Regions from separate parts of the Homo sapiens genome. Here region 1 is linked to region 2. A link is an interaction called in ENCODE POLR2A ChIA-PET data of the cell type or tissue named here. Cell type or tissue: K562. All regions are shown on one strand. Each heading gives the region's core, and the rest is flanking DNA. Links, peaks and the distances in the headings are about the cores only.

Evidence for each region. Peaks named below come from ENCODE experiments on the same cell type or tissue, not always from the same donor. Only the 100,000 strongest peaks of a DNase experiment are listed, where the experiment ranks them.
Region 1: POLR2A ChIA-PET joins it to region 2 with 6 read pairs; 3 of 35 experiments call an interaction of 5 or more read pairs at or near these places.

The regions. Positions count from the first base shown.
Region 1 is chr9:38,100,522-38,116,544 of GRCh38, reverse strand. No RefSeq gene overlaps it. Among named protein-coding and RNA genes, the nearest start is that of SHB, 39 kb to the right of the region's middle. RefSeq lists an enhancer at 8,555-8,734. In K562, for the core only: no CTCF peak of the experiment used is centred there; a DNase peak (open chromatin) is centred at 8,394; H3K27me3 peaks cover 499 bases.
Region 2 is chr9:38,209,154-38,225,176 of GRCh38, reverse strand. All of the region lies in intron 1 of LOC107987064 (a long non-coding RNA gene), which reads left to right. Among named protein-coding and RNA genes, the nearest start is that of SHB, 150 kb to the right of the region's middle. RefSeq lists an enhancer at 10,410-11,290 and a silencer at 13,079-13,279. In K562, for the core only: no CTCF peak of the experiment used is centred there; no DNase peak of the experiment used is centred there; H3K27me3 peaks cover 1,103 bases.

The DNA of each region.
Region 1 (16,023 bases), core at 5,082-13,081, 110 kb after region 2:
GAACTCCTGACCTCAGATGATCTACCCACTTCAGCCTCCCAAAGCGCTGGGATTACAGGTGTCAGCCACCACGTCTGGCCAGGGTAGGTTTTTAACATATAAAAAGCCAGGAAAAGTCATTGCTAGGGACTCATGGAGAGGTTGGGGCAAGGGAGAAATAAATGAAGCACAGGATTTTTAGGGCAGTGAAACTCTTCTGTATGATACAGTAATGATGGATACATGTCATCATATATTTGTCAGACCCTATAGAGCTAGGCACAGTGGCTTAGACCTGGAATCCCAGCAGTTTAGGAGCACAAGGTGGGAGGATTGCTTGAAGCCAGGAATTCAAGACCAGCCTCAGCAACATAGCAAGACCCTGTCTCCAAAAAAAAAAAAAAAAAAAATTTTAATTGGCAAAGCTTGGTGGTGCACACCTGTAGTCTTAGCTACTCAGGAGACTGAGGCAGGAGGATCGCTTGAGCCAAGGGTTCAGGACTGCAGTGAGCTATGATCATGCCACTGCACTCTAGTGTGAGTGACAAAGTAAGACCCTGTCTCAAAACAAAAATCTATAGAATGTATAATACAAACAGTGAATTTTAAGGTAAACTATGAACTTAATAATAATGTACCAACATCGGTTCCTGATTCTGACAAACATAACACATTGGTTAAGATGTAGATAATAGGGGAAGCTGGGATGCATGAGTTGTATATGTGGGAACTCTCAGCAAAAACAAAGGCAGGTGCCAGTGACATGCGGCTGGAGGCTAAAGTACCTGGAAAACAGTGAGCCTGGAGAGGTGGGTTGAATATCATGTTAAGGTGTCCATGCTTTATCCTGAAACTATGGAGAAAGGGCAAATATTTCATCAAGGGGCTTAACATGATCAGCTTGCAGTTAGATTGCTAACAGACAGACCTGAAGCTATAACAGAGGCCAGGACAAGAAATTATGAAGATCTGAGTGAAGATGGCAGCAATAGATGGAGAAAAGGGGCCAGATGCCAGAGATATCCTACGGTTGTCCTGGATGGGACCTGGTGTTTGGTTGATTGATTGATTGATTGCCATGAGTGGGAGAGGAGAAAGAGTCTAGGAGAGTGCCCAGGTTTCTGGTTTCCCAGCTAGGTGGGTGGCAGAGCTCTGGAATGAAGAAAGGGCAGATCTGAAGACATGATAACCCCATCAGCTCCAACACAACTTTGAGAGAACATCATTGCAGGTATTGTGCAAAACACTTCCTGGAATTCTTCCAACCTGGCCCTTTCTGGGGACTCACTACCTACAGACATATGCCCAAGTTTGCATTCTTGGATGCTCAGCCTGTTACTGAGATCTTTTCAATGCTTGAGCTGAGGTCTCTTTCTCTGTATCTTTGACTACTGGACATACCTCTGCTCTGGGGGGCCTCACAGACCTGCTCTCTCTGCCCCAGGGCAGCCCTTTAGAGATCTGCAGACAGTGCTCATGTCTCCTGTCTCTCATTCTTCAGCTGAACAGCCCCAGCCCTCCCCTTGCTCTAACACAAGATAGTTTCACCACCCTAAACATACTCCAGGACACAAAACCTCATGAGTGTCTGATGCAGCCCAGAGTATCTACTTCTAGACATTATTTCACTCTGAATGCCCTCTGAGTTTGTCTTAATCCCAAGGGCGGCTCTTCATACCTCCTACCCATTTCTTTTTTTTTTTTTGAGACGGAGTCTCACTCTGTTGCCCAGGCTGGAGTGCAGTGGCGCAATCTCAGCTCACTGCAAGCTCCACCTTCCGGGTTCACGCCATTCTCCTGCCTCAGCCTCCCAAGTAGCTGGGACTACAGGTGCCTGCCACCACGCCTGGCTAATTTTTTTTGTATTTTTTAGTAGAGACGGGGTTTCACTGTGTTAGCCAGGATGGCCTCGATCTCCTGACCTCGTGATCTGCCCACCTCAGCCTCCCAAAGTGCTGGGATTTCAGGCATTAGCCACCGCGTCCGGCCCCTCCTACCCATTTCTATCAACTCAGCCAGCTGAGCACTTCTCTCATTTACGTCTGTTGAACCAGAATTCTGCATCTGGCTTTTTTGCATCAAGAATAGGACTTAGGGCTGTGCACAGTGGCTCACGTCTGTAATCCCAGCACTTTGAGAGGCTGTAAGGAGTTCGAGAGCAGCCTGGCCAACATGGTAAAACCTCATCTCTACTAAAAATACAAAAAGTAGCTGGGTGTGGTGGCACATGCCTGTAGTCCCAGCTACTGGGGAGGCTGAGGCAGGAGAATCGCTTGAACTTGGGAGGCGGAGGTTGCAGTGAGCCGAGATCATGCCACTGCACTCCAGCCTGGGTGACAGAGCAAGACTCCATCTCAAAAATAAATAAATAAATAATAAAAATGAAGGGATTCAGCATGACATCAGCAAACTATCAGAGTAAAGACTTCTGAGAATTGTCTGCTCCATACAAGCAATGGAAATACTGCCCAAAACTGGCAGAATCAACGTTTTCAGAACTCTGAAAATTAACCAAAGGCTTGCACAAAATCCAGGGAGCATTTATTCAGAAAAGCATATATCCTTTCAAAGATGTAGCCATGAATGTTCATAGCAACATTATTCATAATAGCCCAAAAGTAGAAAAAAACCAAATGTCCAACAGCTGGTAAAGAATAAATAAAATGTGGTAAATCTATACAGTGGAATATTATTAATCTTTCAAAAGGAATGAAGGCCGGGCACAGTGGCTCACACCTATAATCCCAGCACTTTGGGAGGCTGAGGCAGGCAGATCACTTGAGGTCAGGAGTGAAAAACCAGCCTGGCCAACAAGGTAAAACCCCATCTCTACTAAAAATACAAAAAATTAGCCGGGCATGGTGGCACATACCTGTAGTCCTAGCTACTCGGGAGGCTGAGGCAGGAGAATTTCTTGAACCCAGGAGGTGGAGGTTGCAGTGAGCCGACATCACACCACTGCATTCCAGCCTGAGTGACAGATAGAGACTTCATCTCAAAAAAAAAAAAAAAAGACTCAATTGTGCTCTTTGAAAAAGGAAGCTTTATGTATATCAATTATATCTCTTTTTTTTATAATTCCTAGTAAACTAAAATTACAAATAAAACTAAAACTAAAAAGCAACAGCACACACATACACACACACACACACACACACACACACACACACACACACAAACCATATATGTTCCTCTCCTGTTTAAAGCTCTTCAGTAATCCCCAATTGCCCTTAGAATGGCTTTTGGGTTTTGTTGAGGTTTTTTGTTGTTTGATTGTTTGCTTGTTTGTTTTTTGAGACAGGGTCTCCTCTGTCACGCAGGCTGGAGTGCAGTCATGTGATCATAGCTCACTGCAGCCTCAACCTCCTGGGCTTAAGGGATCCTCCTGCCTCAGCCTCGAGTAGCTAGGACTACAGGTGTGCTCCACCATTCCCCCCTAATTTTTTAAAATTTTTTTGTAGAGATGGGGTCTTGCTATGTTGCCCAGGCTGGTTTTGAACTCCTGGCCTCAAGCAATCTTCCCACTTCAGCCTCCCAAAGTGCTGGGATTACTGGTATGAACCACTGTGCCTGACTGCTCTCAGAATGAATAAGACCCTGGATGACCTAGTTCCTGCCCACCTCTTCCCCCTCACCCACGTCTGTCTCCCTGTTTTGTGCTGAAGCAAGGCTGGCCTCTGTTCTGTCCTGGTACTTGTTCCCCCTGCCTGAGACCCCCTAGTTTGCAGGGCTGGTCCATTCTCAGATGCCAAGTCTAAGCTCACAATTCCCCACAAGCACTCTCACTATCCCCAGTGTGCCTCCCTCAGTCGCTCTGCCTCATTAGCCTATTAGTCCACACCACAGCACTCCATATTCATCATTTATTATTTGCTTCTCTGTTATCTTTCTTCCCACCCTAGAAGGTAAACCCCATGAGAACAGAGACTTTGCCTGTCTTGTTCACTGTTAGCATAGGGTGGACACTCAATACATGCTTTTTGAATGATGAATAAAGGCAATGTTCTCTCAAAGTTTGTTGTCATTTGGAATTCAATATTTTCTAATATTTTCTTCTATTCCCTGCAATATATCTCTGAGAGAGACAGTTCCTCTGGTTGGTCCTCTGATTAGGAACTTTTGAATCACATGAAAGATATATGATGATATTTTTCTGTCCATGCTTCATTAGGGGTTTTGGATAGCACACTAGCCTGATAATGGGATATTCAGATCCCCTATTGGAATGGTTCAGGCCAAGAAAAATAACTACTATCCTACTGGCCACATTAGTAGCTTGAGAGGCACCAGGAGAGACTGGTGCCCAACAGAGGCCTCGCCCTCCTGGCTGAATGACTCATTTTCCCTACTCATGGATGCAGATTAACATGGGCTGCCGACCGTGTCCCTGCCCGTGGTAGGCTCAAGCCATGCTTTGCTTTGCAAGCTGTTGAGGCCAAATGTGATCAGGGAGGAAGGGCTCATCTTGGGTGTTAGGCAGGAGGCTCTGCTGGATATTTTCGAGACAGTTTTTTCTTTTTTTTATTATTTATTTATTTTGAGACAGAGTCTCATCCTGTCACCCAGGCTAAAGTGCAGTGGCATGATCTCAGCTCCCCGCAACCTCACCTCCCAGGTTCAAGCAATTCTCCTGCCTCAGCCTCCCAAGTAGTTGGGATTACAGGCATGTGCCACCACACCCGGCTAATTTTTGTATTTTTTAGTGGAGATGAGGTTTCACCACATTGATCAGGCTGGTCTCGAACTCCTGACCTCAGGTGATTGCCTGCCTCGGTCTCCCAAAGTGTTGAGATTACAGGCGTGAGCCACCATGCCCGGTCAAGACAGTTTTTTCTTAGCCAGTATTGGCCCTTTCCTCAACCCAGACTTCCATACAATTTCTCATGCAAATGTCTTCATTTCTCAGGCACATAGATGACACCTACTTAGATTGTTTCCATTCTTTTCACTAACACCCACAATACTCCCTTCTGTACACATCCTTGTGCACACATTTTTGCACTTTTTTTTTTTTTTATTACTGATCCCTGTGGAGCAGGGCTAACTCATAGGCAGTGTACCCAGAGTCAGCACATTTTTGCATTCTTCTCTGTTTACTTCCTCAAATACATTCTTAGAAGTAAAATTATGGAGCTGGGTGCAGAGGCTCATGCCTATAATCCCGGCACTTTGGGAGGCAAAAGTGGGAGAATCACTTGAGCCCAGGAGAATCACAAGACCAGACTGAGCAACATAGTGAGAACTCATGTCTACTTAAAAAAATTATCCAGGCATGGTGGCATGTGCCTGTGGTCCCAGCTACTCAGGAGGCTGAGGCAGGAGGATCACCTAAGCCCAGGAGATTGAAGCTGTAGTGAGCCATTATCACACCACTGCATTCCAGCTCCAGGCGACAGAGCAACATCCTGTCTCCAAAAGAAAAAAAAAAAGTAAAATTATTGAGTTAAAGAGTATTCATTACAATTTGAGACATATGACCAAATTGACCTCCAAAAAGGGTAAACCACTTTATGCTTTATCCAGTAGTATACCAAGTCCTGTTTTTGAAGTCATGTTCCAAAAACTTTTTATTCCCAAATCCCACCTCACCATATTTCATTTCTCAGAGAGAAGATGAAAGTAGACTCCCCGTCTCACTGGAGAAATTTGCTGTAGAAATCCATCCTTTAAGAGAAAAGCACTGGTGTTGGCTGGGACGGGTCCTCACCTCCTGAGGTCGTTCTGGGGCAAACAGAACTGGTATCTCAGACAGACACTCTCCTTCCAGGTGGAAGTGCTCTGAGCCGTGGCTGCTGTAAGTGCTTAAGACAGCAGAGAAGAAGTTACCCGTGACATGACACAGCCTTGGTGCAATTCCTAAACATTCCTGACACCTCCACAGAGCTGCCTGGAAAGGAACCATGCCAGCAGCAAACTGTTCTCTCAGTGCCCTTCCTCACCTCCCCATTCCCGCACTTTGCTGGTCGAAGTCAGACTCATCTTTAGTCAAAGAAAGGCATTCTTCAGCAACAGCATTGTCTTCCATCAAAATGGCAAAGATTTAAAAATGAAAATAGTGGTGGTGGGTGGCAGTGAGATAGAGGAGCTCCTACAATGTGAGTGGGAACATAATGGGCCAGTAAATACCCAAGGCCATAGAAATGTTCACACTCTTCGACCCAGCAGTTCCACTCCTCAGATTCTGCCCTAAGGGAATACCCAGATGCCACCACAGGTTTTATGTACTTCAATGCTCATTTCAGCATTATTCATAGTAGCAACCAATTTGGAAACTACCAAAATATCTGATAATGAAGTGATTACACAAACCCAAAGTACTGAATATTAAACAGCCATCAAATATTGTATTTTTAAAGAACATGTAATGGCCTAGGCAAAGACCCTTGACGTGTGAAATGAAAGATGAAAGTGCTGCCGAATTGTCTATATACAATGACTTCAATGTTGTTAAACATAGATACGAAGCCTGGAAGGATACTCCCTCAAATGTTTACTGTCGTTGCTCTGGATTAAGGATAGTTATAATTATCTTCTTTGTCCTTTTTTTTCTCAAATTTTCTTTTAGGCGCATATATTTTTAAGTTGGAAAAACGTATTAAAAATAAACAGTCCTATCACATCTCAAGGCTCAGCTTAAATTATACTTTTCCCTGGAAACTCTCCCACACGGGAATGACAAGCATTACAAAGATGTGGCCATTAACACGACAAGTTCCTGTAACTGTCAGACCTGGTCCTTGAACCCTGGCCCCTTGCGCTTCTTCTGTGGCATGCATCTCAGCCTTGCTTGAGTTTCTTAATCAAGTGTCTGCCCCACCAGCTGCCCTCTCTTCAGCCTGTCCTCCAGACAAGGACCAGAAGAGCAGGGACGAGTCTTTTTTTTCTGTTTTTCAGAAAAAAAGTGAATGTTTATCAAATTTGGTGAATATGATAAATCAGATTGTCCAGAGAATAAGAAATTCTAATTGTATGCAGAAAATCTAAGTCAGTGGAGCTCATATTCCAAGGTAAAGGGATGCCAAGATTAGGGGAGCTCACACCTGTAATCCCAGCACTTTGGGAGGCCAAGGCAGGAGGATCACTTTAGCCCAGGAGTTTGAGGCTGCAGTGCGCTATAATCATGCTGTTGCATTCCAACCTGGGTGACAGAGCAAAATCCTGTCTCAAAAAAAAGGGGGGGGTGGGGGTGGAGGGGGGAATGCCAAGATTAAGATCAAGACCTCTGCTTCTGAGTATAGCCAAGAGAAAGAGCTCAGCCAGGCCCTCAACATCAGTGCCAGCAACAGCCCCTCTTGCTCACCACATTTTACACACACTTGCTTTCTTGCTTGGTCTCTGGGTCATGGCAATCTCCTTCCAACCTCAGGGCCTTCACGCCTGTTCCCTTTGCATGGAAGCTTAGCCCCCTTCTAGCTGGGCATCTACTTATTCTCTGTCAAGTTTCAGCTCCATAATGGGCTGGTTAGGTCCCTCCCCATAGCTCTATTCTCTTCCTTGTACCATTACCACAATTGTCATTCTGCATTTGTGTGAACATTTGTTTTACGCCCACCTCTCCTGCTTCACTGTAATCTCCAGAAAACCAGGTCTGTCTTGTTTATGGCCGGTACCCGGCACCAGCCGCAGAGCTTGGCATAACCGTGGGCTGAATAAATGAGGTGAGATCAATTACATGGAAAGGACCTAATGCTTAGTAGGTATTTTTCCACCATTTTTCCCCTTCCTCAGATCTCAGAGCTGATCCACCTCCCTGTGTTCAAGCTGATGATCTGATTGTGGCATCAGACTTTTAGAGCTGACCGAAGCCAAGAGAGGCTACGTGGCAGCACTTAGCTCAGCCTGCTTTGCTGGGGCTGTTTATGGAGGGAAAGCACAGGATTCATTTGGCTCTAATCAGGTTAGGATCAGAGCACAGGGACTAGGAAAGGAATGCTGGGCGTAAGATCCAGACCATGTGACTGGGGTGACCTGGGCACAGTCATGGGGAGGCCACACTAGCAGAGTCAGGTTTTCACACTGTAGCCCAGCTGGGGTACACAGCTTGTTTGCAGTAGAGTAGGGCCCAAAGCCCAGGCTCCTGACTCCTGGCACAGTGCTCCAAAGAGCCAACACATGGTGTTGGAAACAATCCCAGGCTGGGCTCTGTTTTCCCACTGCCCAAATCTCTTCCAGGGAGCAGGTCTTGGTATGGCAGAAGGGAGTGGATAAAGCCTTTTCTACAACTCTTTATCACCAGGGCAGGAGATCCAGAGCTGCTGCTACCTTGGGTCCAGCTCAGTGCAATGACAATATTCCTTACATCTTTACACTGCTTTGTTATCTCCAAAGCATTGTCACTTTTGTTTTTCAGCCTCACAGTAATCCTGTGAGGATAGGCAAGCAGCTGATTAACCTCTTATCACGCATGAGAAAACAGAGGCCCAGAGGGGCGTGTCAACTTGCCCAGACCTTCATAGCTGGTCAGTGGAAGAGCCAAGCCCGGAAGCCAGGCCTCCTGACTCCCAGTCCAGAGTTGGTTCAGTATTTTTCACACACAACTGTGACACTCAAATCCGTGTGGTTTCTTGTAGCACTTTCTAGTCTGTGGCATCTCAGCACTGTTGAGGATTAGACGAACAGCCAGGGGAGGAGATGATGGGGTGATGGCTGTGCTGGCATGGCCTCCCCATGGCTTTGGCTGTGGCTGGGCCCCAGTTTCCGCCACCCTAGTCATGTGGTCCGGATCTCGGGGTTCAATGTTTGTGTCCTAGCCTCTCTGCTCTGATCCTGACTCTGATGAAAGGCAAAACAGATCCTGTGCTCTTCCTCCATAAATAGCCCCAGCAAAGCAGGTAAGACAGCCATGAGAAAGCCTAGGGAGTGTTTTTGACGCAGTTGGAACCAGGGGTTACTGGTACTGAAGAGGAAATGCACTTTCTGGTTAAGAAGACTTTGGACTGTGAAACAAAGACAGAGAAAGAGAGTTCAGAACCACTTAAGAGTCTGATACAGGGCTCATTAAGAACGAAGAATGATACTGGGAAAAGCCCAGCTTGGGGGTTGAGTTCTGACCTCCAGTCTGGTTTTCATGCTGTAACCTTAAGGAAGTCATTATGCGTCTTTGGGCCCTTTTTTTTTTTTTTCTTCTCCTTTTGAGACAAAGTCTCACTCTGTCACCCAGGATAGAGTGCAGTGGCACAATCTTGGCTCACTGCAACCTCCACCTTCCGGGTTCAAGTGATTCTCCCGCTCAGCCTTCTGAGTAGCTGAGATTATAGGCATGCACCACCATGCCTGGCTAATTTTTGTATTTTTAGTAGAGATGGGGTTTCTCCATGTTGACCAGGCTGGTCTTGAACTCCTGACCTCAAGTGATCCACCTGCCTCGGCCTCCCAAAGTGCTGGGATTACAGGTGTGAGCCACTGCACCCGGCCAAAACTGTGAGGGAGGCAGGGAGCCCATCACCCTCCTGGTGGTGGCCGGTCCCCTGCCCCGTCTTTGGGCTTTAATTTCCTTCTTTGTAAAATCGCAAGGGGAAAGGAAGGAATCAAGATATCAAGTGTCCGATTTTCCCACTTTGTCCTGACTGACCTGCACATTCTGTGACAGTGTCCATACATACATTACATGAATGATCACTTGGTAAAAAAATCCAAAGAAAGTAAGTCTTTGTTATATGGGACACCCTAAAATATAGTGTTTACGAGCTCCTTCTCTCTCAGGAGCCAGCCTCCCTGGGTTCAAATCCAAGCTTGCCACTTATTAGCTATGTGACCTTGGGCAAGTTACTAAACCCCTCTGTGTTTCAGTTTCCTCATACTCAATACAAGAATAATATTTGTACCATTGCATAGGGCTGTTATGGATCAAAGAACTTAAGAGAACTATAAGGCACTTAGGATAGAGCCTGACATATGGTAAACACTCATTAAATGTGACTCATCGTTACCTAGCAAAAGCTGATACTCTCCATTCCACTTAAACGAAATTGAATGATAACTGAAGATTTCCCTTGGCTAAAATATTTAAAACTATAATTATTTCAGATATAAACTAAGAAGTATAATCATTTTGAAGGTAAATCTTTCTAAAACACACCATAAAATGTCTTTTGTTTTGTTTTTTGAGACAGAGTCTGGCTCTGTTGCCCAAGCTAGAGTGCAGTGGTGCAATCTCAGCTCACTGCAACCTCTGCCTCCCGGGTTCAAGCGATCCTCCTACCTCAGCCTCCCAAGTAGCTGGGACTACAGATGCATGGCTGGCTAATTTTTGTATTTGTTATTAGAGACGGGGTTTTGCCATGTTGGCCAGGCTCGTCTGGAGCTCCTGACCTCAGGTGATCCGCCCACCTCAGCCTCCCAAAGTGCTGGGATTACAGGCATGAGCCACCAGGCTCAGCCTAAACAGTATCTATAAATTATTATTCTTTTCCTCCTCCCCTGACTTAGGCTCAACAAGAATGGGAGCCCCCTGAAGGCAGAGGTCTCTATCTCTACCTTTCCAGTTGGCAGGAGTACCTGGCACAAAATGAGTACCAATACGCTTTTGCTTAGGAAATGAAGGGAGGACAGTCACAGGCATTAGGCTCTAGGATGCTTTATGGAGATGACACTCTTGGAGGTTGATAGGGGATATTGAGCTAAAGGACCCAGACAAGGGTCCTTTAGTGCCTGAGTTTTAAAGTTTTCTCACCTCTGTCTTTCCAACTACCATTATGACCACAGTTGTCCTCTTAAATCCTGCCTTTGAAATCCTGGGCCTGCTTAGAGCAAGGTCTCCCCTTGGGGACCGCCACAACCGACTGCCATGGTGCAGGCAAACAGAGGCCAGATCATCAGAACAGCTGCCCTTGGTGACTGCTTATTCCTTCACACACACTATGGCATCTACCGTTCACACACAAATGTGTGCGATTGAAATCATTATATTCCCATTTTACAGATTAAAACAAAACAAGGCTTAATGTGGTTAAGTGACTTCTATGCCACCAGTAAGTGGAAAAGCTGAATACTAAAATCACAGTTGGCCTGGCACAGGGGCTCATGCCTGTAATCCCAGCACTTTGGGAGGCTGAGGCAGGCAGATCGCTTGAGCTCAGAACTTCAAGACCAGACTGGGCAACATGGCGAAATGCTGTCTCCACAAAAAATACAAAAATTAGCAGGGCATGGTGGCGCACACCTGTAGTCTCAGTCACTTGGGAGACTGAATGGGAAGATCCCTTGAGCCCAGGAGGTCGAGGCTGCAGTGAGTCATGATCCCGCCACTGCACTCCTGGGTGACAGGGGAGACCCTGTCTCAAAATAAAATAAAATAAAATAAAATCACAGCTTGAATAGCTTGTTCAAAACCTGGCCACCAATTGAAGTGGCCAGGTGTGAGGACAAAAGGCTGGGCAGTGGTGGGGTGGATAGGAATCAGGAAAATGGAAGATGAGGAGTACAGGGCAGGCCATTTGAAGGTGACCTAGAACAATTTCACAGACGGCATAGGCACCAACAGCAGCTTTGTATGGGATAACCAATAGGGGGATGAGTCAAGATCACTTAAAGGGTGGAATGAGGAGCCTGCCTCCAGAAGCTTCCATCTCCTTTTGGATTCACCATGGCCTAGTAATCTGGCAGCCAAATGTGTTAGAACTATATGTAAACAAAGAGTAAAAAGGCTAGGCAGGGCTGGGTATGGTGGCTCACACCTGTAATCCCAGCACTTTGGGAGGCTGAGGCAGGTGGATTACCTGAGGTCAGGAGTTCAAGACCAGCCTGGCCAACATGGTGAAACTCTGTCCTTATTAAAAATACAAAAATTAGCTGGGCGTGGTGGCAGGCACCTGTAATCCCAGCTACTCCAGAGGCTGAGGCAGGAGAATTGCTTGAACTCAGGAGGCAGAGGTTGTGGTGAGCTGAGATCGCACCAGTGCATTCCAGCCTGGGCGACAAGAGTGAGACTCCATCAACAAATAAAAATAAAAATAAAGGCTAGACAGAATCTATTTTTTAAGTGCCCATACTCTGACACCACTTTGAAAGGCTCAAAGAACTTCCTAGTTTAGTTCTTGGTCTTCAGATTTGTTTTGTTAGGAAAGCTCTCATAAGTAGATGGTTGTTTTTATTTTTTAAAATGCATTATGGCGATACATAATTATCTCTTGCTTTGATGAAGGCAATTCAGGCCCTCTAGTGCCCGCTGTGCCCAGGATCTTAAAGATAAAGAGTAGCAGATCATAGGATTGTAGTGAATACATGTATGACAGTCCGTGAAGGGCTGTCAGGGAGGGGAGGGAATGGACCTGTTCTCTGTGTCTAAGAGGGCAGAGCCAGAACCAGCTCTGCTACAGAACCAGAAGAAAGCTACAGGAAGAAGTTGTTTTTTTTCTTAGTAAAGAACTTCTCAAAAATCAAGTTGTTTAAGACCAACGGGGTTGTCTTCAACAGAAATGATCTCCCTGTCAAAAGAGGCAGGCAAGCAAGCAAGCAGAGGTCGGATGAGCACTTGGCAGGGAGGCGTAACAGGGGGCTGGGGCTCAGGGTTGGCCCCACTGACCTCTGATCTAAGTCCCCTCCCATCCCAAAGGGGACTTGTCTGCCTGCAAGTGAGGGCCCTCCTTACAGTAGGAATCTGTGTCTGGTGGATTTGCCAAGCATATTCCAGTCCATGAGACCTTTATTAGTGCTCCTGCTTTGGGATGGGTCATTTCATTTCTTCAAAATTAAGATATAATTCACACACCAAAATATTCACCTTTTAAGTATACAATTCAGTGGGGTTTAGTATATTCACAAAGCTGAGCAACCATCACAACTATCTCATCCTAGAACATTTTCATCACCCCAAAGGAAACCCACACCCATTAGCTCTTACTCATTTTTCTCTCCCTCCAGCACCGGTAACCACTAACCTGTTTTCTATCTCTATGCATTTGCTAACTAAGACTGTTTCATATTAATGGAATCATACAATGAGTGACTTTTTGGGTCTGACTTCATTTACAATGTTTTTAAGGCTCATCTACATTGTAGTATGTATCAGCACTTTATTCCTTTTCTTGGCTGAATAATACTCCAGTGTGTGTATACTCCATTTTCTTTATCCACTTATCTATTGATTGACATTTTATTTTGACTTGGCTATCATGAATAATGCTATCAACATTTGTGTAGAAGTTTTTGTTTAAACATGTTTTTAATTATCTCGGGTGTATACCTAGGAGGGGAATTGCTAAGACATAACTCTATGTTTAACTTTTTGAGGAACCACCACTGTTTTCCAAGGTGGCTGCACCACTTTACATTCCTACCAGAAATGTATGAGGGGTTCCAATTTGCCAACACTTGTTATTGTCCATATTTTTATTATAACCATCCTATAGGATATGAAGTGTTATCATTATGGTTTTAAATTTGCCATTTCCCTGATGGCTAATGATGTTGAGCACCTTTTCATATGTTTATTGATCATCTGTACATCTTCTTTGGAAAAATATCTATTCAAATCCTTTGCCAATATTTTTTGCAATTATTTAATTTTTGTGGGGATTTGGGGTTTGTTTAAGACAGGGTCTCACTCTGTTGCCCAGACTGGAGCACAATGGCCCCATCATAGCTCACTGCAGCCTTGACCTTCCAGGCTCAGGATCCTCCCACTTCAGCCTCCCAAGTAGCTGGGACCACAGGTGAGCACCACCAAGCCCACCTAATTATTTTTATTATAACTCGTAGAGATGGGGTCTCCCTATGCTGTCCAGGCTGATCTTGAACTCCTAGGCTCTAGTATCCTCTCACCTCAGCCTCCCAAAGTGCTAGGATTACAGGCATGAGCCACTGAGCCCAGCTTTTCATTTTCTTGATAGTGTCCTTTGAAGCAAAAAGTTTTTAATTTTGATGAAGTCCAATTTATCTATTTTTTTCTTTGGTTTGCTTGTGCTTTTGGGGTTGTATCTAAGAAAGCACTAAGAAAGTCCAAGGCCACAAGATTTACACCTATGTTTTTTTCTAAGAGTCTCATAGTTTCATCTCTTGCCTTTGATGCATTTTGACTTAATTTTTGTATGTAGTGCAGGGAGAAGTCCAATATATGAAATCAACCTAAATGTTCATCAACAGATGAATAGGTAAATAAAATGTGGTATATATACACAATGAGATACTATTCAGACTTTAAAAAGAAGAGAATTCTGTCATTTGTGACAACATAGATGAACCTGGAGGACATTATGCTAAGTGAAATAAGCCAGGCACAGACACAAATACCACATGTTCTCATTTATATGTAGACTCTAACAAAGTCAAACAACTAATCATGGTGGCTCATGCCTGTAATCCCAGCACTTTGCGGGGACAAGGTAGGAGGATTGCTTGAGACTACAAATTCAAGAGCAGCCTGGGCAACATAGGGAGACCACGTCTCAATTAATTAATTAATTAAAGTAAAAAAATAACAAAAAAGTCAAACTCATAGAAGCAGAGAATAGAATAGTGGCTACCAAGGGCTGGCACTCAGGGGTTGGGGAAGAGATTGAGGAAATATTGGTCAAAGGATACAAACTTTCAGTAGACAGTGGGATTAAGTTCAGAAGATCATTGTAGAACACAGTGACTACACTGTATTCTATACTTGAAAATTGCTGACAGGCCAGGCACAATATCTCACGCCTGTAATCCCAGCACTTTGGGAGGCAGAGATGGATGGAGTCACCTGGGGTCAGGGGTTTAAGACCAGCCTGGCCAATGTGGTGAAACCCCCATCTCTACTAAAAATACAAAAATTAGCTGGGCATGGTGGCACACACCTGTAATCCCAGCTACTCAGGAGGCTGAGGCAGGGGAATTGCTAGAACCCAGGAAGTGAGGCGGAGGTTGCAGTGAGCCGAGATCACACCACCGCACTCCAGCCTGGGCAACGAAGCGAGACTCCATCTCAAAAAAAAAAAGAAAGAAAAAAAGGAAAATTGCTGACAGAGTAGATTTCAAATGTTCTCACCACAAAAATGGTAAGTATGTGATGTAATAAATATGTTTGTTAGATTAGCCATCCCACAATGTACATCAAAATATGATGTACAACATAAATACAATTTTGTTAATTAAAAGTAAATTAATTTTAAAAATCAATTGAGCATAGATGTTTATTTCTGGACTCTCACTTCTAGTCCATTGATCTATATGTCTATCCTTATGCCAGTATCAAACAGTCTTAATTACTGTAGTTTTGTGGTAAGTTTTAAAATTAAGAAATGTGGTTTCTCCAACATTTTTTTTTCTTCAAGATTGTGTTGGCTATTTTGAGCTTCTTGCATTTCCATATGAATTTTAGGATTAGCTTGTCAATTTCTCAAAAAAAGCCAGCTGAGATTTTGAGATAAGTTGCATTGAATCTATAGCTCACTTTGGGTAGTATTGCCATCTTAGCAATATTAAGTTTTCCAATCCATGAGCATGGGATGTCTTTCCATTTACTTAGGTTTTCTTTAATTTCTTTCGTGATTTTTTATAGGTTTTAGTTTACTAGTTTTGCACCTTTTTTGTTACATTTACTTCTAAGTGGTTTGTTCTGTGTGATGTTACAAGAAGAATATTTTCTTAAGTTCTGGATTCTTCTTTGCAAGTGTATAAAACTGCAAGTGAATTTTGTATATGGATCTTGTATCCTAAATTTTGCTGAACTCATTTATTATCTCTAAGTTTTTTTTAATGAATTTAAGTTTTTCTATGCAGACAGTCCCCAGCTTACAATGGCTCAACTTATGATTTTTTGACCTTACTATAGGTTTATTGGGACATACCCCATCATAAGTCAAGCAGCATATGTATAGTAGTTCACGTCTATTTGCATGCAAAACAGCTAGTTTTACTTTTATTCCTTTCCAATTTAGATGTACTTTATTTCTTTTTCTTGCCTGATTTCTCTGGCTAGAACCTGCAGCATAATGTTGACTAAAAGTAGCAGGAGCAGACATTCTTATCATGTTCCTGATGCTAGAAAAAAAAGCTTTCAGTCTTTCACCATTACATATTACATTAGCTGTGGGTTTTTTATACATATACTTTACCTGGTAGAGGAAGTTC
Region 2 (16,023 bases), core at 4,918-12,917:
GGGGAGGACACAGCAGCTACAAAGGCCCAGAGGCCAAGAGCCTGGGCCCGTCAGGGAACCTCAGACAGCTGGGTGGGCCGGAGCTCAGAGAATGAAATGGGGACTGGGAAACCTGAGGCTTTCATGGGAAGCAGGTAGAGAAAAAGGGAGCCTGGCAAGGCCACTGGGAGGAATTTCAGCTCCATGGACCAGAGGCTTTCAAGTGGTGGTGTGTGTGTCAGAACTGCAAAACTGCAGCCTTGAGCCTCCCTCCCAGGTAATGTGTATCAGTAGATCAAGGACAAGGTTCAAGAATTTTTGTTGTTTTTGGTATATGCCTCATTAAGACTCAACTATACTTAACAGCTTTATGAAATATAATTCACATGAATACACTGTACATATTTAAAGTATACAACTTGATAAGATTTGACATATGTTTACACCCACGAAACCATCACCAAGACCGTGAGCTTCTCCTTCATCCCCAGAGCTTTCCTCTTGTTCTTCATAATCCCTCCCCACCTCATCCTCACTGGTTGGCTTTCTGTCACTACAGATTAGTTTGCATTTCCTAGAATTTTATACAAGTGAAATCATACAGCATGTATTCTTTTTTTGTCTGTCTTGTTTCTGCAGCATGATTATTTTAAGATTCATTCTGAGGTAGGCACCACATTTCTATCAATAGTCTGTTCCTTTCTATTGCAGAATAGCATTCCATTGTATGGATGTGCTATAATTTATCCATTTACCTGTTGAGTGACAAATAATGCTGCTATGAATATTTGTGTGCAAATATTTTAATGCACATATACTTTCATTTGTCTTGGGTAAACACCTCAGAGTAGGATGGCTGGATCATAAAGTATAACTTTTTGAGAAATGCCAAGTTATTTTCCAATATAGTAGTACAATTTTACATCAACATCAGCAGTGGATGAGAGCTCCAATTTCTCCACATTCTCAACAACACTTGGTATGGACAGTCTTTTGACATTTAGCCTTTCTGATAAGTACACAGTGGTATCTTACTGTGGTTTTAAATTTGATTTCCCTGATAACTAATGATAATGAGCATCTTATGTTCTAATTTGCCTTCTTTGAAGCATCTGTACCACTCTTTTGTCCACTTTTAAGTGGGATTTTTTGTTTTCTTATTATTAGATTTTGAGATTTCCATATTCTCGATACATATCCTTTATCGGATATATGAATCCCAAATATCATTTCCAGACTGTTGCTTATCTTTTTGCTCTCATAACAATGTCTTTTGAAGAGAAGTTTTTAACTTGATTAAATCCAATTTATCAAATTTTTGTTATTTATTTATTTATTTATTTATTTATGAGATGACATCTTGCTCTGTCACCCAGGCTGGAGTGCAGTGGCACGATCTCAGCTGACTGCAACCTCTGCCTTCTGGGTTCAAGTGATTCTCCTTCCTCAGCCTCCTGAGTAGCTGGGATTACAGGTGCATGCCACCACGCCCAGCTAATTTTTGTATTTTTAGTAGAGACGGGGTTTTGCCGTGTTGGCCAGGCTGGTCTCAAACTCCTGACCTTAGGTGATCCACCGGCCTCGGCCTCCCACAGTGCTGGGATTACAGGCATGAGCCCACCGTGCCAGCCTCAAATTTGTTTTTATAGACTGTGCTTCTGGTGACATAGCTAAGAAATCTTTGCCTAATATGAGTTTACAAAGATTTCCTCTCATGCTTCTTTCTAAAAATATAGTTTTAGGATTACAATTAGGTCTTTGATCCATTTGAGTTAATTTTTGTATATAGTACAAAGTACAGATGTAAGTTATTGGTTTTGTGGGGTTTTTTTGCATGTGAATATCTAGTTGTTCTAGCTTTTGTTAAAAAGTTGTCTTTTCTTAGCACCTTTGTAAAAAAAATCAGTTGTCCATATATGTGTGAGTTTATTTCTGGACTGTTTATTCAGGCTGTTTATTTTCTTTTATTGTTAGCTATATTTATGTCAGACAAAATAGATTTCAAGACAAAAACTGTAAGAGGAGACAAAGGTGGTCACTATATAATGATAAAGGGATCAATTCAGCAGGAGAATATAACAATTTTAAATATGTAGCACCCAACATGGGAGCACTCAGATACATAAAGCAAACATTATTAGAGCTAAAGATAGAGCCCAATACAAAAATATCTTGAGACTTCAAAACCCCACTATTAGCATTGGACCAATCTTCCAGACAGAAAATCAACAAAGAAACATTAGATTTAATTTGCACCATAGACCAAATGGACCTAATAGATATTTACAGAACATTTCATCCAGGGGCTACGGAATACAGATTCTTTTCCTTAGCACATGGATCATTCTCAAGGATAGATCATATATTAGGTCACAAAACAAGTCTTAAAACATTCCCAAAAATTAAAATAATATCAAGCATTTTCTCTGACCACAATGGAATAAAACTGGAAATCAATAACAAGAGGATTTTTGGAAACTGCACAAATATATGGAAATTAAACAATATACTCCTGAATGACCAGTGGGTCAGTGAATGAATTAAGAATAAAATCAAAAATTTTTTGGAAACAAATTATAACAGAAACACAACATACCGAAACCTATGGGATACAGCAAAAGCAGTACAAAGATGGAATTTTATAGTTATAAGTGCCTCAAAAAAATAAGAAAAACTTCAAATAAATAATGATGCATCTTAAAGAACTATAAAACCAAGAACAAATCAAACCCAAAATTAGTAGAAGAAAAATAATAATAAAGATCAGAGCAGAAATAAATGAAATTGAAATGAAGAAAACAATACAAAAGATCAATTTAACAAAAAGCTGTTTTTTTGAAAAAATAAATGAACAAACCTTTAGCCAAAGAAAAAGGGAGAGAAGACCTAAATAAATAAGATCAGAGATTAAAAAGGAGACATTACAACTGATACCACAGAAATTCAAAGGATCATTAGTGGCTACTATGAACAACTATGCACCAATAAATCAGAAGATCTAGAAGAAACAGATAAATTCCTAGACACGTGAAATCTATCAAGATTGAAACATGAAGAAACCCAAAGCCTGAACAGCCCAACAACAAGTAATGAGATTGAAGCTGTAATAAAAAGTCCCAGCAAAGAAAAGCCCAGTACCCAATGGCTTCACTACTGAATTCTACCAAACATTCAAAGAAGAACTAATCCCAGCCAGGCGCGGTGGCTCACACCTGTAATCCCAGCACTTTGGGAGACCGAGGTGGGCGGATCATGAGGTCAGGAGATCAAGACCACCCTGGCTAACACGGTGAAACCTCGTCTCTACTAAAAATACAAAAAATTAGCTGGGTGCGGTGGCGGGCGCCTGTAGTCCCAGTTACTCGGGAGGCTGAGGCAGGAGAATGGCATGAACCCAGGAGGCAGAGTTTGCAGTGAGCCGAGATTGTACCACTGCACTCCAGCCTGGGTGACAGAGCGAGACTCCGTCTCAAAAAAAAAAAAAAAAAAAAAAAAAGAACTAATCCCAATCCCACTAAAACTATTCCTAAAAATAGAGGAGGGAATACTTCCAAACTCATTCTATGAGGCCAGTATTACCCTGATACCAAAACCAGAAAAAGATACATCAAAATAAGAAAATGATAGGCCAGTATCACTGGTGAATATTGCCTCAAAAACCCTCACCAAAATACCAGCAAACCAAATTCAACAACACTTAAAAAGATTGCTCATCGGCCAGGCACGGTGGCTCACATCTGTAATCTAGCACTTTGGGAGGCCAAGGCGGGTGGATCACCTGAGGTCAGGAGTTTGAGACCAGCCTGCCAACATGGTGAAACCCCATCTCTACTAAAAATACAAAAATTAGTCAGGCGTGGTGGCATGCGCCTGTAGTCCCAGCTACTCGGGAGGCTGAGGCAGGAGAATCGCTTAAACTCAGGAGGCAGAGGTTGCAGTGAGCCAAGATAGTGCCACTGCACTCCAGCCTGGGCATCAGAGCAAGACTCTGTCTCAAAAAAAAAAAAAAAAGATTTTTCATCAAGACCAAGTGTGATTTGTCCCAGGGATGCAAGAATGGCTCAACATACACAAATCAATTAATGTGATACATCATATCAAAAGAATGAAGGACAAAAACATATAGTCATTTCAATTGATGCTGGAAAAGCATGTGATAAAATTCAGCATCCCTTCATGATAAAAACCCTAAAACAAAACTGAGGATAGAAGGAACATACCTCAACATAATAAAAACCGTATATGGGCCTGGCATGGTGGCTCACGCCTGTAATCCCAGCACTTTGGGAGGCTGAGGTGGGTGGAACACCTGAGGTTAGGAGTTTGAGACCAGCCTGGCCAATATGATGAAACCCTATCTCTACTAAAAGTACAAAAATTAGCTGTGCATGGTGGCACATACCTGTAATCCCAGCTACTCAGGAGGCTGAGGCAGGAGAATTGCTTGAACCTGGGAGGCGGAGGTTGCAGTAAGCTAAGATTGTGCCACTGTACTCCAGCCTGGGTGAAAGAGCGAGACTGCATCTCAAAAAACAAAAACCTATATGACAGACCCACAGCTAGTATCATACTGAATGGGGAAAACTGAAAGTCTTTCCTCTAAGATCAGGAACACAAGGATGACCACTTTCACCACTTTCATTCAACATAGTACTAGAAGTCCTAGCTAGAGCAGTCAAGAGAAAGAAATAGAGGACATACAAATTGGAAAGGAAGAAGTCAAATTATTCTTATTTGCAGATGTTATAATCTTATATTTGGAAAAACCTAAAGATTCTACCAAAAACTATTAGAACTGATAAACAAACTCTTGGAAGTAAAGTTGCAGGATACAAAATCAACATACAAAAAATCAGTAGTGTTTCTATATACCAATGGCAAAAAATCAGAAAAAGAAATCAAGAAAGTAATTTTATTTACAACAGCTACAAATAAAATTAAATACCTAGGAATTAACTTAACCAAAGAAGTGAAAGAACTCTACAATGAAAATTATAAAACATTGATGCAAGAAATTGAAGAAGACAAAAAAAAAAGGTAAAGATATTCCGTGTTCATGGATTGGAAGAATATTGCTAAAATGTTCATAATACTCAAAGCAATCTATAGATTTAATGCAATCCCTATCAAAATACCAATGACATTCTTCACAGAAATAGAAAAAACACTCTGAAAATTTATATAGAACCACAAAAGACCCAGAATAGCCAAAGCTATCCTAATCGAAAAGAACAAAACTGGAGGAATCACGTTATCTGATTTTAAATTATACTATAGAGCTATAGTAACCAAAATGTCATGGTACTGGCATAAAACAGACACATAGATCAGTGCGACAGAATAGAAAACCCAGAGATAAATCCATACATCTACAGTGAACTCATTTTTGACAAGGTGCTAAGAGCATACCTTGGAAAAAGGATAGTCTCTTCAGTAAATGGTGCTGGGAAAATTGGATATCCATATGCAAAAGAATAAAACTAGACCCCTGTCACACACCATATACAAAAATCAAGTCAAAGTGGATTAAAGACTTAAATCTAAGACCTCAAACTATGAAATTACTACAAGAAAACATTGGGGAAACTCTCCAGGACATTGGGCTGGGCAAACATTTCTTGAGTAAGAACCCATAAGCACAGGCAACCAATGCAAAATGGACAAATGGGATCACATTAAGTTAAATATCTTCTACACAGCAAAAGAAACAATCAACAAAGTAAATAGACAACCCATAGAATTGGAGAAAATATTTGCAAGCTACCCATCTGACAAATGATTAATAACCAGAATATAGGCCAGGCGCGGTGCCTCACGCCTATAATCCCAGCACTTTGGGAGGCTGAGGTGGGTAGATCACCTGAGGTCCGGGGTTTGAGACCAGCCTGGCCAACATAGTGAAAACTCATCTCTACTAAAAATACAAACAATTAGCTGGGCATGGTGGCGGGTACCTGTAATTCCAGCTACTTGGGAGGCTGAGGCAGGAGAATCGCTTGAACCTGGGAGGCAGAGGTTGCAGTGAGCTGAGATCATGCCATTGCACTCCAGCCTGGGCGACAAAAGTGAAACTCCATCTCAAAACAAAACAAAATAAAACAAAACACAAAACAAAACAAAACCAGAATATATATAAGGAGCTCAAACAACTCTATAGGAAAAAAATCTACTAATCTGATTAAAAATGGGCAAAAAACCTGAATAGACATTTCTCAAAAGAAAATATACAAATGGCAAACAGGCATATGCAAAGGTGCTCAGCATCATTGATCATCAGAGAAATGCAAATCAAAACTACAATGAGAAGTTAAAATAGTTTTTATTCAAAAGTTAGGCAGTAACAAATGCTGGTGAGGATGTGGAGAAAAAAGGACCCTCATACACTGCTGGTGGGAATGCAAATTAGTACAACCACCATAGAGAACAGTTTGGCAGTTTCTCAAAAAAAACAAAAGTAGAGCTACCGTATGATCTCGCAATTCCACTGCTGGGTATATACCCAAAAGAAAGGAAATCAGTATATCCGAGATAGCTGCACTCCCATATTTGTTACAGCACTATTCACAATAGCCAAGATTTGGAAGCAACCTAACTGTCCGTCAACAGATGATTGGATAAAGAAAATGTGATACATATACACAATGAAGTACTATTCAGCCGTAAGAAAGAGATCCTCTCGTTTGCAATGGCATGAATGGAACTGGAAGTCATTATGTTCAGTGAAATAAGTCAGACACAGAAAGACAAACTTCTCATGTTCTCACTTATTTTTGGGAGCTAAAAACTAAAATAACTGAACTCATGGAGAGAGAGAGTAGAAGAATGATTATTGGAGGTTAGAAAGGGTAGCAGAGGCAGGGAGGTAGTGGGGATAGATAATGTGTACAAAAAGATGGAAAGAATGAATAAAACCTTGTAGTTGCTAGCACAACAGGGTGACTATAGTCAAAAATAACTTACTTGTACATTTTAAAATAACTAAAAAACTATTGTTTTGTAACACAAAGGATAAATGCTTGAGGAGACGGATACCCCACTTTCCCTGATGTAATTGTTACGCATTGCAGGCCTATAGCAAAATATTTCATGTAACCCATAAATATATAGACCTATTATGTACTCACAAAAATTAAAAACGAAAACATTTTAAAAAGAACCTTACAATAGTAAATATTTCCATTTCCCCACTCTCAACATTTGTCTCGTTATGCATTTACTTTTACATGTTATAAATGCCATGTTGCATTGCAATTATTTTCATGTTAACGGTAAATTATCTTTAACAGAATTTCAAATAATATTTAAAAATCTTGTTTACCATGCAGTTACCATTTCTAATGTTTTTAATTACTTTCCATTAATTCATGATTCCATCTGGTGTCATTTTCCTTCTGTCTGACCAAGTTCCTTTAGTGTTTCTTATAGTGTGGTGTGCCAACTAAGAATTCCCTCAGTTTTTATGTATTTTTTAAAGTTCTTATTTTGCTCTTGCTTTTGAATGATCTTTTTGCTGAGATATAAACTCTAGGTTGACAGACTTTTCTCTCTTTCAGTCCTTCAGAGGTGTCATTCTTGTTTCTTTTCTTTTTCCTTTTTGTTTCTTCTTGTGGCTCCAGCTCCTGCTGCTTTTTAAAGTTTTCGTTTATCTTTTTTTTTTTTTTTTTTTTTTTTTTGAGACTGAGTCTCACTCTGTTGCCCATACTCAAGTGCAGTGGCTCCATCTTGGCTCACTGCAACCTCTATCTCCCAGGTTCAAGTGATGCTCCTGCCTCAGCCTCCCAAGTAGCTGAGATTACAGGTGCCTGCCACCATGCCCAGCTAATTTTTGTGTTTAGTAAAGACGGGGTTTCACCATGTTGGCCAGGCTGGTCTGAAACTCCTGACGTCAGGTGATCCACCTGCCTTGGCCTCCCAAAGTGCTGGGATTACAGGTGTGAGCCACCGCACCTGGCTTAAGTTTTTCTTTATCAAAAGGTTTGAGCTCTTAGATTATAACATGCCTTGATATCATTTTCTTCATGTTTCTTGTATTTGGGGCCCATTGGGCTTCTTCAATCTGTAGCTTCATATTCATCATTATTTGTAAAACACATTGTATAAATGTTCAATCTTTTAAAATGTATTACACTTGAAAACCAGCATATGGTCTATCCTAATGAACGTTCCATGGGTTCTTGAAAAAAAAAAATCAGTATTCTACATACAGTTCTTGGTGTCAAAGTGCCTTATAATGTTGTTCAGATCTTTATCCTTACTACTTTTGTTCTAACAGTTTTATCAATTACTGAGAGCATAAAAACCATAGTTGTAGGGCTAGGTGGTAGCTCACACCTGTAATCCCAGCACTTGAGAGGCCAAGGTAGGAGGATCACTTGAGCCCAGGAGTTTGAGACCAGCCTGGGCAATATAGTGAGACCCCATCTCTACAAAAAATGGCAAAATTAGCTGGGCATGGTGGCATGTGCCTGTAGTCCCAGCTACTCAGAAAGCTGATGCAAGAGGATTGCTTGAGCCCAGGAGTTACCAGGCTACAGTGAATTGTGATTGTGCCTCTGCACTCCAGCCTGGGCAACAGATTAAGACCCCGTCTCAAAAAACAAAAACAAAAATAGAAACTATGGTTGTGGATTTATCTATTCCTCCATTTATTTCTGTCAGTTTTTGCTTCATGTATTTTGAAGCTCTGTTATTACCCACATTCACATTTATTATTATATGTGTTAAAAATTTTATCATTCTTTTATTGTCCTCATGAACTGGACCCACTTTTTGTAATGAAGTGTGTTTATCTCTGATAATACTTCTTGTCTCAAAGTCTATGTTATCATCAGATAATATGGCCATTCCAGCTTTCTCATAATTAGTGCTTTTGCCTAATCTCTATCCTTTTACTTTTAACCTATGTCTTTGTGTTTTTAAGTATTGCTTGTAGACAGCAGAAAATTAGCTCTTATTCCTTTAACCAGTCTGATAATTCCTGCCATTTAATTGAAATGGTTAGTTCATTTACATTTAACATTACTTTAATACATTTAACATGACTTTAATGGCCATTTTGCTATGTGCTGTCTATTTGTCCTGTTCTTTTTTTCTGTTTTTCTTGTCTTTTTTGTGGTTAATTTTTTTTAGTATTCCATTTTAATTACTTTATTGGATTTTTCCTATTTCCAACATTTTATTTTGAAAAATTTCAAACGTACTAAAAAGTTGAAAAGTTTTACAACTTTTAAAATTTGTATACCCCGTACTTTCTTTGTAAACCTGCTTTCACTTAAAAAAAAAAAGTTGTATTCCCCATATACCCACCATTAACATTTTCTACACCTGTAGAAAAGACCTCAATTGGTCAACTCATCTTCCTTATTGGTGCCTTATATCTTTATTTAAACAGAGTAGAGGCAACTACATTTGAAGAGTTGCATTATAGAAATGTAATTCCTAGAACATGGGAAGTGAGAGTCTCATCTTTACATATTTATCAGGCCTTACTGTGAGAGGAAACAGGACCATCTGGACTGTGTCCAGAGGGAGTGACCAGGCACATATAGCAAGCGAACAGGACATACAGAAAGAAACATTTATAAATCATAGCCTTGCAGCCCCGTGGTGGTGGGGTAGGGGCAGGTGGCAAGCTGTTTGTGAGAGAATCCAGGCATCAGTGTTAAATGGATGCTCCAGGGAAACGAATGTTAGTTCTTCAGTAAAAGGAAGAACTAACAGGAAAAGGAACCATACATGAGCAAGACTTCCTTAGGAGAGAGTAAACTTCCCATCACTGGATGTATGCAAGCATTCTCTCATTCAACAGATGTTTATTGAGCCTTTTAGGTTCAGACATTGGGCTAGGCACTGCAGATAGAGTGGTGAACAAAACAGGCAGGGGTTCTTTGTCTTCATGGAGGAGGTTAGTATTAAACAATCCCACAGATAAATACATAACCATCAATGGTGATTTATGCTGGAGATTGGCTATGGCAGGAATTGGAGAGCAGGAGTAAATGCTTTCTGACTCTGAGACTCAGCAGTGTAGAATCACGGGAAGCACTACATAAGTGGTGGCTTTTATTATTATATTATCATTAACATTATCATTTGTTTTATTATTCATTCATTTCACATTTTCCGAGCACTCACCTTGGGCTGTGCAAGGAGATGAAGCTGCAAGGGATAGAAGCCTTGCCCTCCAAGTGGAAGGGCCATCCAAGGGCCATGATTAGAAACCAGGAGTCCCTGGAGGCACTGTCCGCCTAGGAAGCGGTAAAGGAAATCCGGGGGTGGGAGTGGGGACGGGGGGCGGGGGTGCTTCCTGGGACAGTGGGAGTGAGTTGGATCTTGAAGGAAGAGTGGGAGGAGACTTGAAGGATCGAAAGTGGGCAAACTGTTGGTATCAATTCCCCTCACACTCCCCTTCAGATCTCCAGGAAACCTGACAAATGCGAGGTGTCCCCTCCTCTCTCCAACCCCTTTCCCCTTCTCCTTCCTCTACCCCTTCCCACTTGGTGAGGGTTCAGCTCAGCTGGGCCCCTTAGCCAATTAACACTCTTTGCATCTGAAAAGCTCAAATCGGCTCCTCAGAGGTGTTAGAGATCAGAGTAATTAAGGTCTCTTTCTAATGCAAATCTAAACCAGAAATTGGATGTTTGTCTCCTTGGGAAATTAGGGTCCCCAGTTCTACCAGGAGCTAGTCAAACTCAGCAGGGGGAGGTGATGGCTTCAAGAAGCCAATTTATTTGGATGCTCTCCAGAAATATTTGATTCAATTAAATCAAACTGACTCCACATGGCAGTGAGAGTGATCTTTAAAGCAAAATCAGATCCCAACTCTCCCCTGGTCTTTGATTCACTCTAAATAAAGTCCAAGCCCCTCACCACAGTCTTGAGACCCAGCCTAATCGGCCCCTGCCTTTCCTCCAGCCTCATCTCAGGCCCCTTTATTAAGTGCTTGTCACACTTTGTGATTATTTTATTTACTGGCTGCCCTTCCCCACATCATTAAGTAAATACATCCCTGTTGTTGTTCACCCTGGAGCACAATATATAAAGTTGTCCAAGTGAAAAACAGCTCCATTGCAAATCAGCACTTGCAATTTGGAATGTGCCCTAGAGCCATTCAGAGGAGGACTTGTATTCAAAACCACCTCAACACCGTCTTTCCCTTCTCTGCCCTGTGGCACTAGCTGTCACTGACCTCTAGTTCTATCCTGGGTTCCCTTTTCTGGAGGATAACTGCTCATCTCTTTGAGATCCACCTCAGCTTCCTGAGTACTCTTCCTATATGGCTACTAAAAACTAGCCAAACATATTCTCACAAACACACCCTCCCAATGCAAAGGAAATTCCTCCAGACATAGAAACAGACAAAGAGAAATAGTGTTTAACTAAGTCATTTATTGTTCTTTTTCCTGTCTCCCCAGTTGGAATACATGCTTCAGGAAGGCAGGGACGTGTGTCTATCTTGGTTACCATCCTATCCACAATGCCCAGAGCAGTGCCTGACACTTGATGGATGTTCTAGAAATCTGTTTTAAATACATGGATTTTTCTGAAACTGCCTATGTATAAGCATGGTGTCAGCACTATGGGTGCAGAGGAGGACAAACCCAGATTCAGCCGTCAATAGCTCATAACCTAGTGGGGAGACCCCCTAGAGCCAATGACTCCTTTGTTGACTGAGCACTTGTGTCCCCCCTACAGTGGAGTCACACCATAAGTTCAAGACATAAGCAAATTCCACCATATGAGTTTGGGGGAAAGAAAAGCAGCAAGAAATGACCATCTTCCCAAGGTGGGCAATTCCACTCAGCAATTACACCCCAAAATGGGCACAAAGTGGGAGACATGAATTGAGGTCTCTCCATACAGAGGGGAAAGGCTGTGCAGACACAAGGGCATGAGGCCACATGCCAGGATAGGCATTGGAGAAAAGGAAAGGGAGAAGAGAGTAAGTCACAGTGGTAGTGATAACTAATAGCAGCTGCCATTTATTGAGTGGTTACTATGTGCTGGCTGAGTATCATGCTAAATGCTTTATGCACATGTACTGTGTGGTCCTCACAACTACCTGGAGTAGAAATACTCTTATTATCAAGAAGTTGATTGTAGCCACATTATGGAGGGCCTGCGGCATCATGTCAGAGAGACTCGAGTGTACTGATGGGGTCGGGGAGGAACAGGAAGTGTTTCAGATTTGGTTCTTAGATTTAGGCTGCAACAAAGGGATCTAAAAGCCCAACCTTCTGCACCAGGTGAATTCACCCTCAAGTCAGTCTAAACTGACATCCTCATGGGAGATTCTAGTGTCCAGGAAGGCCCAGAGACCAGGGATGGCTTGAGAGGTTGACTAGGCCAGCAGATGGTGCAGAGGAGATCAATTCACAGCCCTCTCTCTTGTCCCAGCCTCACGCACTCAGGCTCTCAGAGGAAGCTGGTTAGGGATCCTGGTCTGAGCCCTTAATATGCAGAGGGAAGACTGAGGCTTGGGAATGAGAAGGGACCCACCTAGGGTCAGTGGATGCATGAGGGAGCAGCACATGGAATAATTCTTCCAAAGTTCTGGTAGCAACTTTCTCTTTTTCTCCTAGTTCATTTTTCTCCAGTGACTCAGGAATTGCAGATCCGATGTCAATGTCGTCTTCCCCTACTCCTCCTTCTTCTCCCCACCTACCCCAGCAGGACAATCAAGGGTGAGAAGACAATGAATACTGAAATCTTTTGTCTCCCAAAAGGTCACAGTTCTGCAGACAGAAAAGCAGTCACCATTTCTCGGGAAGATGCTGTTTGCCTCAATAATGTTAGTCCCTTGGTTACGCTAGTCCCTTTTAACATAAAATAAAAAGAACAAGAACCAAGTTTCTCAGCTGTCAAAGCCTTGTCCCAAGTATCCCCTCATTGGACTCACACAGTAGCACTGAGAATGAGGCAGCACAATACTTGTCCTTCCAGTGCACGAAAAGGAAACTGAAGCATAGAGAAGGGAGGGGCTGTTCAAAGTCCTCCCTCATCCCAGGTTTTCATATGCCCAGGACGGTGACTTGCCATTATCCCAGACTGCCTCATTGAGTTTCTCAGCTCACTCTGACATAAAACCTAGCAGGGACACGGGTCCAGTCTTTCTGGGCAGCAGTGCTAACAAGATGTTCCAGGAGTTTTTACAGTGCTCATATATTTTAATCCTCTCCTGGAAGTCTAGCTTAATAAAATCATTTGAAAATAAGCAAAAACCAATGCAAAAGGATGCCTTCCCAACCCAGATACTTATTCTGGGAGAACTGTGAAAAATTGGATGCAACATAAATAGTCAACAATAGGGTGTCTCCATATGATGGGAAATCGAGCAGCCATTAAAAATGGTATTTGTGAATAATTTTCATGACATGGCAGAAATGCCATTAAGAAGTATAGCTTCAGGCCGGGCGTGTGGCTCATGCCTGTAATCCCAGCACTTTGGGAGGCCGAGGCAGGCGGATCACGAGGTCAGGAGATGGAGGCCATCCTGGCTAACACAGTGAAACCCCATCTCTACTAAAAATACAAAAACAAAATTAGCTGGGTGTGGTGATGGGCACCTGTAGTCCCAGCTACTCGGGAGGCTGAGGACGGAGAACAGTGTGAACCTGGGAGGTGGAGCTTGCAGTGAGCCAAGATTGCGCCACTGCGCTCCAGCCTGGGCGACAGAGTGAGAATCCGTCTAAAAAAAAAAAAAAAAAAAAAGTACAGCTTCATTCAAAAGTATAGAATATATGCATGCATAAAAGAAGACATGGAAGGAAAATTATGACAATGTTAGCAGTGGTCCCTCTGGTTGTTGGGGTAGTAGGCAAGCATAGCTTCTCTTTTCTGAACTCTTTACAAGTTTATTTATTCAACAACTGTCTATTATGTCTATTAAGCATTTTCCAAGGCCAGGCCCAGTGCCTGGCCTTGGGGATCTTATGGTGAACTGTGGAGGCCAATTATCTGCCATCTGGAGCCTGTGGCCCAGTAGGGGTGACAGAAAGTAACTAGGCAATCATAGATCCAAGGGATAAAAGCCATGAAGTGGCCAGTACAAGGTGGCATGGGGTGACATAGCAAAGATACATATCTCTGCTTTTATAATTGAGGAGTGTTAATCTTTAAAAGGCTAACCCGCCATAATGAAGATGTTTAAATATTTTAAAGAGCTCTGCAACAGCAGAGGCAGCTGGTAGGGGAAAGGCCTGTGCGGGGAGAAACCCCTGGCCAGCCCCTTCCTTTCTCTGTGTGGTGGGGACCAAGGATGGAGGACTAAGCATCCCTGCTTTATATTGCAACACCATTTTTGCAAGTATTCCTCAAGGGACAAGATTCATCCAGCCAGAAAGCAGTGGGATTTGCCTCCTAGCAGGGGCCAAGCTACACCTGACAGTATCCAGGGTCATTTTCTACCACCCAAGGGTACAGAGACAGGCCTCTAGTTAACCCCTGAGATGCTGGACTTCTCAATGCCTGTAACACTCTGGAAAGAGTTTACAAGTGAAGAAGTTCCTCACAGGAGGCAGATGCACACAGCAGCAGGGCCCTGAGGGTCCTGGAGGTATTCGCTCTGCCCCATCATCTCATCAGCTACCCATTCATAGATTATCTTGCTTTGGGGTAAGACATTGCCTTGCATCTCTTCCTAGTGGATGAGTCTTCTGGAAAGATAATATTCATTTTACATATGTTTTTGGAGTTCTTTTTTTTTTTTTTTTTTTAATCACATATCACTATAGCTCTTGCTACTCTCTATCAAAAGCTTGGGCCAAAATGAAATCATGTCATTCCTGTTTTCCAGCCCCTGTACTGGAAATTTACTCACACTGTACCTTCTCTCTGGAGTTCCTTTGCCCATCTCTTTGTGTCCAAATCCTACCACTTGGTCAAGGCCCAATTCAGATGCTCCCTCTTTTCAGGTCCTCCTTCATTTAATCATCAAGCATTATTGGTGTCAGGCACTGGGTTAGGCACTAAGAGTACATTTACATTAAAGCTGCCCTTGTCCTAAAGTAAATCAGTCTATAGGTGGGAAATATGGGTGATATAGTCTGGTTGTGTCTCCTTACCCAAATGTCATGTTAACTTACAGTCCCTGTGTTGGAGATGGGGCCTGGTGGGAGGCGACTGGATCACGGAAATGGATTTCTTATGAATTGTTTAGCAACAACTCCTATGTGCTCTCCTTGCAGTGAGTGAGTTCTTGTGAGATCTGGTTGCTTAAAAGTGTGTGGCACCCCCTCAACTCTGCTGCTTCTGCTTTCATCATGTGAAGTGCCTGCTCCCCCTTTGCCTTCTGACATGTTTGTAAGTTTCCTGAGGCCTTTCCAGGAGCCAAGCAGATGCCAGCATCATGCTTCCTGTACAGCCTGAAGAACCGTGAGCTAATTAAACGTCTTTTTTGTTTGTTTGTTCATTTGTTTTTGTGGCTGGAGTGCAGGGTGCGATCTTGGCTCACTGCAACCTCCACCTCCTGGGTTCAAGTGATTCTCTTCCCTCAGCCTCCCAAGTAGCTGGGACTACAGGCCCCACTACCATGCCTGGCTAATGTTTTGTATGTTTAGTAGAGATGGGGTTTCACCATGTTGGCCAGGCTGGTTTCGATCTCCTGACCTCAAGTGATTCACCTGCCTCAGCTTCCCAAAGTGCTAGGATTACAGGTGTGAGCCACCATGCCCAGCCTAAACTTCTTTTCTTTATAAATGACTCAGTCTCAGGTGTTTCTTTATAACCATGTGAGAATGGACTAATACAATGGGCAAAACTAAAAGGAAATGAACATACTTCATAATACCATGTCATATATGGTAACAATAGATTTATAGATATACATACAGATAGATATATAGATATAGATATATGGCATCCAAACATCTCAGAAAAGTGGGTATGAGTTACTTCAGGGGAGAGGAGAGTACATTGATACAATGCCTGAGCTGGGTTTTGACAGATGAGTAGGAATTTCCTAGGCAGACAAAGGAGAGGAGAATGGCATTCCAGGCAGAGGGCATACCAGGTGCAAAGGCATAGAAAGGTGAACCAGCATGATGC